2 separate regions of the Homo sapiens genome follow, and region 2 is linked to region 1. Evidence: read pairs that join two places in POLR2A ChIA-PET (ENCODE). Cell type or tissue: MCF 10A. All regions are shown on one strand. Region 1 overlaps MIR3936HG (MIR3936 host gene). Region 2 overlaps PDLIM4 (PDZ and LIM domain 4).

Region 1 (5,000 bases):
GACCCTATGGTCTAAGAAGAATGTGTGTTCAGAGCTCCAAGCTAAGGAATCTGGGAGTGGCCAACCCAGATATTTCATTTCTTATCTATGACGAACTTCTGAACTGCTCCCACCCCCAGCCCATCCTGTAGAATGCAGGCCCTACGAGGCGATCAAAGCCCTTTGTTTTAGGTTAAATGAAGGTTGCCTGGTGGAGGTTGCTAGGGGAAAGGTGTTAAGTAAAAATGTTATATAAACTGCATGGTGTTTTTTGTTTGTTTTTGTTTTTTTGAGACAGAGTTTTTGCTCTTGTTGCCCAGGCTGGAGTGCAATGGTGCAATCTCGGCTCACTGCAACCTCCGCCTCCTGGGTTCAAGTGATTCTGCTGTCTCAGCCTCCCAAGTAGCTGGGATTACAGGTGCCCACCACCAGGCCCGGCTAATTTTTTGTATTTAGTAGAGTCAGGGTTTCCCCATGTTGGTCAGCCTGGTCTCAAACTCCTGACTTCAGGTGATCCACCTGCCTCAGCCTCCCAAAGCGCTGGGATTACAGGTATGAGCCACCACGCCTGGCCAATTGCATGCTTTTTACAAGGAGTTTTGGTTCTCCTGCCCAGCCCACTGCCACTGGACTGCCCTGTATTGTAAGTCCCCTCAATAAACCTTATGTCTCAGTTTCTGGTTCTAGGTCTCTTCTTCAGCCTCTTGAACATGGTGCCATCCCTACTGAAGTCAATGGGGTCTGACATGACTAGGGGAACTTGAACAAAATCTGAAATAGCTGTTTTTTTCTTGCCAAAATCACTGTAAGACATTATTTGCCTCAGCCCCAGAACATTGAATTATATGACCCAAGAGTGGAGAAACAGAGAAGTCTGTCTGTGTCATCAGACAATATCCCAAGTGGGATGTCATCACCCCAATGCATATTGGCATTTGGGCAGAGTAGAGCAGCGTCAGCCTAGCAAGACTTGGCACAATTCTGTTGGATTGCACAATAGAATGAGAAATCACATTTCTGCTGTTATGTGATTCTGCATTTTAACTCCAGTTTGTTTGGCCTGGACAGACAGGTAACTAGCCATGAAGACAATGGACCTTGAAACATTCTGAAGACTAGAAAAAGTATGTAATAAAATACTTTGAACAACTGTTTAAGGACTTAAATGTCCAGACTGTTTCTTTAGATGAGTGTAATTTCCAATGTGAAACCCCACAATTCGGCTTCAAGAGGTACAGGACAGTTTTTGAATTCCACAGAAAAAATTTTGCATTGCAACAAACTTGACCATCCTATTTGTGGTAGTAGAAATGTAAATTCATTCCCCTCAGAGATACCTGCAAAAATGAAATGTGAAATATTCTGCTTGCATTTTAAAGACTGGTTATTGCATTCTAGAATAGATGGAAAAGACATTAGTGAGGGCCAATATAGAAATATGAGTTTTCCCAAAAGACTTTTATGTATATATATGACATGGCAGGAAAATTGGGTCACTAGTGGTTTTTACTTCTTCGTTCATTTGGCAAACATATGAATAGACTGATGTGTGCCAAACACTGTTCCGAGTTCTGGGAACTGAGGAAAGAAACAAGCTATCTGTTTTCATGGAGCTCGTATTTTACTTGGAGGATGGAGAGGCTGACAATAAACTTGTACAAATAAATACAAACTTCAAGTAGTGGTAATTGCCAAGGTGAAAGAAAAGAGAGTAATGGTATAGAATGACAGTCATTGGGTAGCTGCTTTAGATGAATGGTAAGTGAACATGTTTCTGAGAAAGTGATATCTGAGCTGAGAGGCAAAGGACGAGAAGGAATCTGTCATGTGAAGATCTGGGAAGCAGGTGTACTAAGCAGAAGAGCAGCAAGTACAAAGACTGTGAGGTAAGGGATGTGCTCGGGGTGACTAAGTAACGGAGAGAAGACCAGCGTGACTAGAACATAGTGATCAAAGTGAGTAATGTTGGAACATAAGTCAGAGACATTGGCAGGAGGCCAGTTTTTATGGAAGCCAAATTGTCTAGTGCCTTGTAGATAGTGGCAAGGAGTTTGGATTTTATTCTAGATGGAACACTACCAGAATATTTTTTCTTTTTTGAGACAGGGTCTCACTGTCACCCAGGCTGGAGTGCAGTGGCATGATCTTGACTCTCTGCAACTTCTGCCTCCTGGGCTTAAGTGATCCTCACACCTCATCTTCCCCAGAAGCTAGGACTACACGCACCACACCTGGCTAATTTTTGTATTTTTTGTAGAGATGGGATTTTGCCATGTTGCCCAGGCTGGTCTTGAATGCTGCCCACTTTGGCCTCCCAAAGTGCTAGGATTATAGGTGTGGGCCACCGTGCCTGGCCTATCAGAGTATTTTCAGGCAGAGAAAAGCATAAGGTCTTACTTCTAGCATAAAAGGAACATTCTGGCTGCTATATAGAGAAGGGACTGTAGAGGACAAGAATGAAAGCAGGTTGACTGATTAGAAAGCATTGCAGCATTATAGGCAAGAGCTTATGATGGCCTGAACTAGAGTGGTAACTGTGGAAGAGATAAATGGATGAATTCAGAATATTTTTGGAGGAAAAAGGTGACATGATTTACTATTGGATGTGGGCATGAGGGAAGGAAATTAAGGATGACTCCTGGATTTTTAGCCTGAGCAACTTTATAGCTTTTCATGTTTGTTTTTGAAATGGGGAGATTTGATGGGGTGGGGGTTTGGGAAATTAAGAGTTTTTTATTTTTATTTTTTGCTTTTTAAAAATTGTGGTGAAATACACATAACATAAAATTTACCATTTTAACCACTCTTAAGGGCATTAAGTACATTCACATTGTGCAACCATCACCATCATCCATCTGTAGAGAACTCTTTTCATCTTGCAAAATTGAAACTCTGTACCTATTAAACACTAACTCCCCACTCCCCTCCTTACCCTAGCCCCGAAAACCCTTCTATAATACAGAAGTCTCTATGAATTTGACCACTCTCATAAGTGGAATCACATAGTATTTGTCCTTTTGTGACTCGCTTTTATTGTCACTTAGCATAATGTCTTCAAGGTTCATCCATGTTGTAGCATATGTCAGAATTTCCTTCCTTTTTAAGACTGAATAATATGCCATTATATATGTATACTACATTTTGTTTACCCATTCATCCACTGATGGACACTTGGGTTGCTTCCATCTTTTGCCTGTTGTGACTAATGCTGCTGTGAACATGTATGTACAAGTATCTATTTGAGTACTTGCTTTTAATTCTTTGGGTATATACCCAGAAGTGGAATTGCTGGATCATGTGGTAATTCTATGTTTAATTTTTTTAAGGAATTGCCATACTGTTTTCCCCGGTAGCTGTACCATTTTACATTCCCACCAACAGTGCACAAGAGTTCCAGTTTCTCCACGTCCTCGCCAATACTTGTTATTTTCTGTGGTTTTGCTGTTGTTGTTGTTTTGTTTGTTTTTGTTTTTTTACAGAAGCTATCCTAATGGGTATAAAGTGGTATTTCATTGTGGTTTTATTTGCATTTCCCTAATTATTAATTATGTTGAGCATCTTTTCATGTGCTTATTGGCAATTTATATATTTTCTTTGGAGAAATGTCTACTCAACTCTTTTGCCCATTTTAAAATCAGGTTTTTTTTTTGTTGTTGTTGAATTGTAGGAGTTCTTTACATATTTGGGATATGAACCACTTATCAGATACATGATTTGCAAATATTTTCTCCCATTCTATGCCTTTTCACTATTGATTATATCCTTTTACGCACAGAAGTTTTACATTTTTGATGTAGCCCAATTTTTCTATTTTTTCTTTTGTTGCCTGTGCAAGAGTTTTATTTTAAATGCAATTTTGGGATGTCTATTAGACATCCAAGTCAAAATGTCAAATAGACGGCTGGATATATGAGTCTGAAGGTCATAAAAGAGATCAGAATGAGATATAAATTAGGGAATCATTCACATATAGATGGTATTTAAGGCCATGGGTCTGGACAGAATCACCCAGGAGAGAAGTCATATAGGAACACATAGGTTTCCCTAGGGAATACAGTCATCTTAGAGTAAAATTCCATCGAAGGAGATCAGGAGGTCTTGGCTGAGTTAAATTTGGATAATATAAGTTATTAACTATGTTAATGTGTTCTAAGCTAGATGCCAGGTTAAGGCAGAAATTAGGAGGTCCTGGGCAAGTATCAATTTGCTCTGCTATTGTATTATTACAAGAATAATACTAACAATAGTACATGACCTCATTTCATCCTCACAATAGCTTTACGCGATTGATATTCTTGTCTTCACTTTACAGGCAAAGAAACAAAAGAGAAGTAAAGTAATTTACCCAGTTGCTATAGTTAGCATGTGGTAGGTCCATATTAGAGGTCTGGTCTGTCTGCATGATGGTTAATTTTATGAGATAGCAAGTAAAACATTATTTGTGTCTGTGTCTGTGTCTGTGAGGATGTGTTCGGAGAGGTTCACAAGCATTTGAATCAGTAGACGGAGCAAATAAGGTCCGCCCTCACCAATGTGGGCAGGCATCATCCAATTCACTGAGGACTCCTGCTCACACAGAACAAAAAGTCAGAGGATGTGCCTATAGTTCCAGCTTCTTGGAAGGCTGCGGCAGGAAGATGCTGGGGCCCAGGAGTTTGAGGCCAGCCAGGGCAACATAGCAAGACCTTTCTCTTTAAAAAAATTTTTTTTGGCTGGGTGCAGTGGCTCATGCCTGTAATCCCAGCACTTTGGGAGGCCGAGGCAGGCGGATCATGAGGTCAGGAGATCGAGACCATCCTGGCTAACATGGTGAAACCCCGTCTCTACCAAAAATACAAAAAATTAGCCGGGCGTTGTGGTGGGCACCTGTAGTACCCGCTACTCAGGAGGCTGAGGCAGGAGAATGGAGTGAACCCCGGAGGCGGAGGTTGCAATGAGTGGAGATTGCACCACTGCACTCCAGCCTGGGCGACAGATCAAGACTCCGTCTCAAAAAAAAAAAAATTTTTTTTTAAGGCATA
Region 2 (5,000 bases), 100 kb after region 1:
ATGGGGCACCCAGGAGCTGAGGCAGAGAGGCTGTGTGAAGCTGGGCTCACCCAAAATGCCAGCTGCCCATAACTGCCCACCTCGTCCTTCCATCCTCCCAGCCCAGCCCACCTGTGCATACCTGCTCACAGACAGTGTGAGGTGATCGTGGCAGCCCTTGATGCGGTTCTGTGCCTCCAGGTGTGTCATGAGCTCTGTGCTCTCACCATTGATGGCCTGGATCAGGTCTCCTGGGCACAGGGCAGCCAATGCAGCCTTGCTGCCAGCATGGACCTGCGAGCAGACAAGCCAGATGGCTGGGCACAGTCATGATATGGTCTTGCTGCAAGCTGTGCCCTAGGCCTCCTCCAACCTCAGAACCTAGCCAGTGTGGCCTGCTACCAGCATGGCCTGTGGATGGGCAAGCCGAGTGGCTGGTTGAGGTCCCCATGTAGCCTGGCTGCAGCCTTGCTGGAAACACCTCCAACTCCAGCACCTGGAGGCCTGGCAGGGCATGAGGATATACGAGAAGGGCTTCCTCAGGGCTGGGACAAATGGATGTTGTTCTTGCAGCCTGCGTATGTGCCCAAGGACATGCAGGGGACACAGAGACACATGGAGACATAGGTGCTCACAGATACATACACAGCATGGACATATCACAGATACCCTACACAGACAAGGCCCCAACCAGACAGACTACACACCTTGACCTAATATTCAAACCCTTAGTGACCTTGCCTTCCTACTTGCTTGATTTCAACTCTCATCCCCACCTCCACACCCACACTCTGTCCAGACCATGTGAATGTCTATGGGGTGCTCACAGGCACCATATATCACTCACCTCTACACTTCTGCAAAAGCTGCTCCCTCCACCTGGAACATTCCTTTGACTCCCACATCCTCATCCTTCAGATCTCAGCATAGAGGCCACTTCCTCTGGGAGCCTCTCTGGGATCTCACTACCCAGTGTGCTCCCATGACCACCTTTTCCCCCTACACTGTTCATGTTAATACTTCATTATAATTAAAATGGGAAGGTCTGAACATCACCTCCCTGAGCAAGTCCAGGGCCATCCAGTTCCAGCTGACAGCCTGCGTTTGGGGGTCAGAATTCTACCTCTACTTCCCCTGCAGGACAGGAACTCAGGCTACCTCAGTGCCACTATTGACCCCTCGGGGTCAAGCAGTGTTCACACCTGGAAGCTCTTACAATGCTGGTCAACTGAAGAAGGCTAGAATGGGGGGTGGAGTTAGACTCACAGAGATATCTAAGTAAGCAACTCAGGGGAATCCAGGCCATGGAGCACCCCTCACCCTGCCTTGACCCCAACATAGCCTTTAGAAATATATTTCTTACCCAGCCTCTCCAGCCAGTGCCCAGCTGGTTCAAAAGCTGCCAGTGACCCCATTCTTTTGGGTGGGAGCTCCTACTGGTGGGAACTCCTGGAAGCCCAGCTAGGCTCAGTTCAGCCAGGTCTCAGTAGTGAGTGGACAAAGCTGAGGTGCTGGCAGCTCCTTGGCTGGAGGCCTGGTGTTGGCACTGCCCAAGCTGACCTGCCCTGAAGTAGGCTGCCTCAAGGAAACGTTCTTCTGAAGCATGACACCCTCAGCCAACTAGCCCATCATTAATGTTCACTTGTAGGGCCTGGGCACCTGTGCAAGCCTGTCATCCTGGGGGAGACACCCACTTGGCACCATCCCACCCTCCCCTCAAGGCCATCCTCTGCCTCCTCCCCTTCATGGATACCTGCCTTGTGCCAGGGCCTGGGCTCTATGCTTTACCCATAACTAGCTCACAGCAACCCCTCAACCACCTGGTGAGGCAGAGGCTGTTCTCATCCCTATTTTACAGATGAAGAGAAAGAAGCTTGGGGGAGGGATGCCATGCCCCAGTCCCCACACTGGAGAGGAGTCTTTCTTCAGGGGGCGGCTAACTGCGGCAGGATGACTCAGCCAGCACAAGGGGTACATTCAGGCTTCTGTGGGCGGAGGAAGTTTCTTGAAAGCAGTGGTGGCTGGGATGCTGCCAGCTCTATTGAGCTAGGGGAGTTCTGGTCAGAGAGGGCGTGAGGCCAAGAAATTGTGACTCTCCCAGTCACCTTTACATGCATTATCTCATTAATCCTGAAGGCAAGCCCATTTCCTAGATCAGGAAACGGAGGTCCAGAGAAGTACAGAAGGATAGTTAATTGATAAAAGACTGAATCAAGATTTCAATCCAGGCCACCTGATTCCAAATTTAAAACTATGCTCTTAACACCTGCATTTTTCTTCCAAAGGGGGTAAGGGAAAAGAGAGTATCTGAGGGAGAGATAGTGTTCCAGGCAGAAGGACCAGCATGTATAATGGCATATCTGGAGAGAAAGAAGAAGGAAGGTTGTATGGCCGGAGCATCATGAGTGAGGGGAGAGTGGGAGAGATGAAGTCAGAGAAGAGGCAGGGATCAGATATTGCAGAGTCTTGTACACCCGGGTGGGAAGCTGGCATTTCTCCTGGGTGGCTGGGAACCATGGAGGGCTCTAAGCGGGAAGTCACAGGACAGAGTGGAATTCAGGCCGATCCGTCTAGCTCCTAAGCACAGGATAAACAGAAAGAAGGAACAGAGACAGGAACAGTGAAGTCAGGTGGGCGGTGAGGGCATGAATCAGCCCCTTACCGGTAGTGGCTGCATTCCCAGCCCCTGCTCCACCCAGCCTAGATGTGGTGGGCTGGGAGTCCAAGTCAGAACCAGGTGCCACATTGTCCTACACAGTCACAGCAAACTGCAGACTGCCTGGATTCCTCCTGTCTCCACTCTGCTTCTCTAGGTTGATTACATTAGCCTCTCTGTGCCTGGGTCTCCATCTATGTAAGGCCAGAGGGAGTCCTTACTTCTAAAGGCTGTTGTAAGGACTATTTGAGAAAAACAGGGCATGTAAAGCCCCCACAGGAGGCTGGGCATAAATAAGGTGGTGCTCACTACAGGGACTGGAGGGAGCTGTTACCAACACCCATTAGGGTAGGGCCTGGCACACCCTGGATGCTTGGCCAAGGCCAGCCATCATTATAGCTTGTGGGGAAGGAGCCCCGGATGATGTTCTTGGGACTCCTGGAGGCTTCATGGGCTGAGATTGCAAGCCCCCAGCCCTGCCGGGCCGATAGCCTCCTCCCTGTCTGTGTGAGGCTGTCCCTCCCTACCAGGTCCCGCGTAGGGGAGGTCCTGGAAGCAAGGGAGGGGCTGGATCTTGAGCCCCACTGGTGAAGACACTCCCACATATCTTCAGTCCCTGTAGACCTGCCCCAGAGGTACCTGCTAGGCAAGCTGTGGCCTGTGCCTCCCCAGCGCTGTAAATCTCCCCAGATCCCACCCAAACCCAACCTCAGCCATCCTGGCTCCTTGGGCCTGAGCTGCTGCCGCGTGACTTTGGGGGACAAAGGAGGCTCTTCCTGGCAAACCTTCTCCCAGACTGCCTGCCTGGGGCCTGCATCCCCAGTCAGCTCCAAACAAGGCTGTTGCTGCTGCTGCTGCCGCAGCCGCAGCTGTGACGTGTGGAGGCCTTTCCTCGGAGGGCAGGCAGCCGCGTGGGCAACAGATGTCTCAGCTCCCTGCCGCCTGCAGCCGTCAGCCGCCGCCACTGAGCCTGTCAGCGGCCTCACGCCCAGGGTGCCTGGCCAGCCCGCTTAGTGTCCCCACCAGCCCCCTCAGCGGACACACAGCATGACACACACAAGCAGACACAGGCTTGCGTACACACACACACACACACACACACACACACAGCAGGAATCCTATAGGAAAGAGGAGATGAAAGGCTCTGGGATGTGTTGAAGGCCCACCTCACTCGGCCCCAGGGACCTGGCAGTGAGGGCAGATGTGGGAAGCCTCCTAGGACAGCTGGGCCTGCCTGTCACCCTGGCCCCCAGAAACGGGATTCCATGATTCCACGCTCCACCTGGTGCCCACCCCCTCCCAAGAACTGGACAGAAGTCTCTTAAAGCCCAGCCGGCTTGGCCCAGCCCCCATGGCAAGAGGTGGCAGTAGGGTGGGGGAAGGTGCTTCTCTGTGCCTCTGACACAGGCCCCCAAAGACAAGATCAGCCTGTGTGGGAGCAAGGGATGGCCGTCAGATGGTTTCAGGTTATCTCCTCTGCTCCTTCCAGACTGAGAGCCGCCAAGGGCAGGGCCTGGGTTCTCTCCTCTTCTGTCCCTTAGGCTGGGGACCCCCAAGGGCAGGGTCTGAGTCCTCTCTTTTGGCCCTCCAGACACGAGGATGTCGAGGCTGGGCCAGGATCCTGTCTCCCCTAGACAGGCACCCCCTCGAACAGGGCCTGAGTCACCTCCTCCACTCCTCTATCCTCAGACTAGCCACGCTCCAGGGCTGTGCCGGCTCCTTTTCCTTCTCTGTGGGCAAGGCAGGGCCCTGGGAAACTTGAGGAACGGGCCTGAGGCTGTCCTGGCCCCCGGCTTTGTGTCATCTTGTGGGGAGGGGTCTCACAACCTCACAGTTAAGTCTCCCTTTCCCCTGGAAGCCAAAATTCCTCCTGGTCACTTCCCCTTAGGGTGACTGAGGTCGTGAATGAGAGACTGACTCACGCCCAAAGTGGGAAGTGGATGGACCTCTGTCTTCTCAGATTCAGCGAGGACCCCAGACCTCCCTGGGTCACCAAGCTCTGCCGGCAGGGACCCCTGATAGGGGAAGGGGGGCTCTAAATCATTTTGCCCCAGATCTTCAGGCAGGGGGTGAGTCTGAAGAGTTTCTGGGCCTCTGTAGAGCTGTCTAGACCCCTGGCCCATCTCCGCGGGTCCTTCCCGGGTCCACAGTGGCTCCCCCAGATGAGGCCAGCGGGGAGGCGGGTGCGTGAACTCTTGGGAGATTCTTCGCGGGATCGGGCAGACAGGCCCAGCGTGGGAGGAGGGCGGCTGGGGCTGCCTGCCTCTGCCTGGAAGCCGCCTCTACAGCATGCGGGGCGCCCAGGCCAACCCTCCGCCTTCAAGCCTCGGATACACAGGGGATCTGGGTCCCGGGCGGACCGCGA

What was found. Peaks named below come from ENCODE experiments on the same cell type or tissue, not always from the same donor. Only the 100,000 strongest peaks of a DNase experiment are listed, where the experiment ranks them.
Region 2: POLR2A ChIA-PET joins it to region 1 with 12 read pairs; 8 of 35 experiments call an interaction of 5 or more read pairs at or near these places.

Annotation. Positions count from the first base shown.
Region 1 is chr5:132,360,466-132,365,465 of GRCh38, reverse strand. MIR3936HG (MIR3936 host gene) reads left to right here. Exons shown (of 8, transcript NR_110997.1): 3 at 439-531. Among named protein-coding and RNA genes, the nearest start is that of MIR3936, 2.6 kb to the left of the region's middle. In MCF 10A, no CTCF peak of the experiment used is centred here; DNase peaks (open chromatin) are centred at 915, 1,935 and 3,165.
Region 2 is chr5:132,257,882-132,262,881 of GRCh38, reverse strand. It overlaps PDLIM4 (PDZ and LIM domain 4), which reads right to left. Exons shown (of 7, transcript NM_003687.4): 2 at 122-273. Among named protein-coding and RNA genes, the nearest start is that of PDLIM4, 2.7 kb to the right of the region's middle. RefSeq lists enhancers at 1,733-1,852, 3,843-4,632. In MCF 10A, no CTCF peak of the experiment used is centred here; DNase peaks (open chromatin) are centred at 2,001, 3,231, 3,501, 4,311 and 1 weaker place.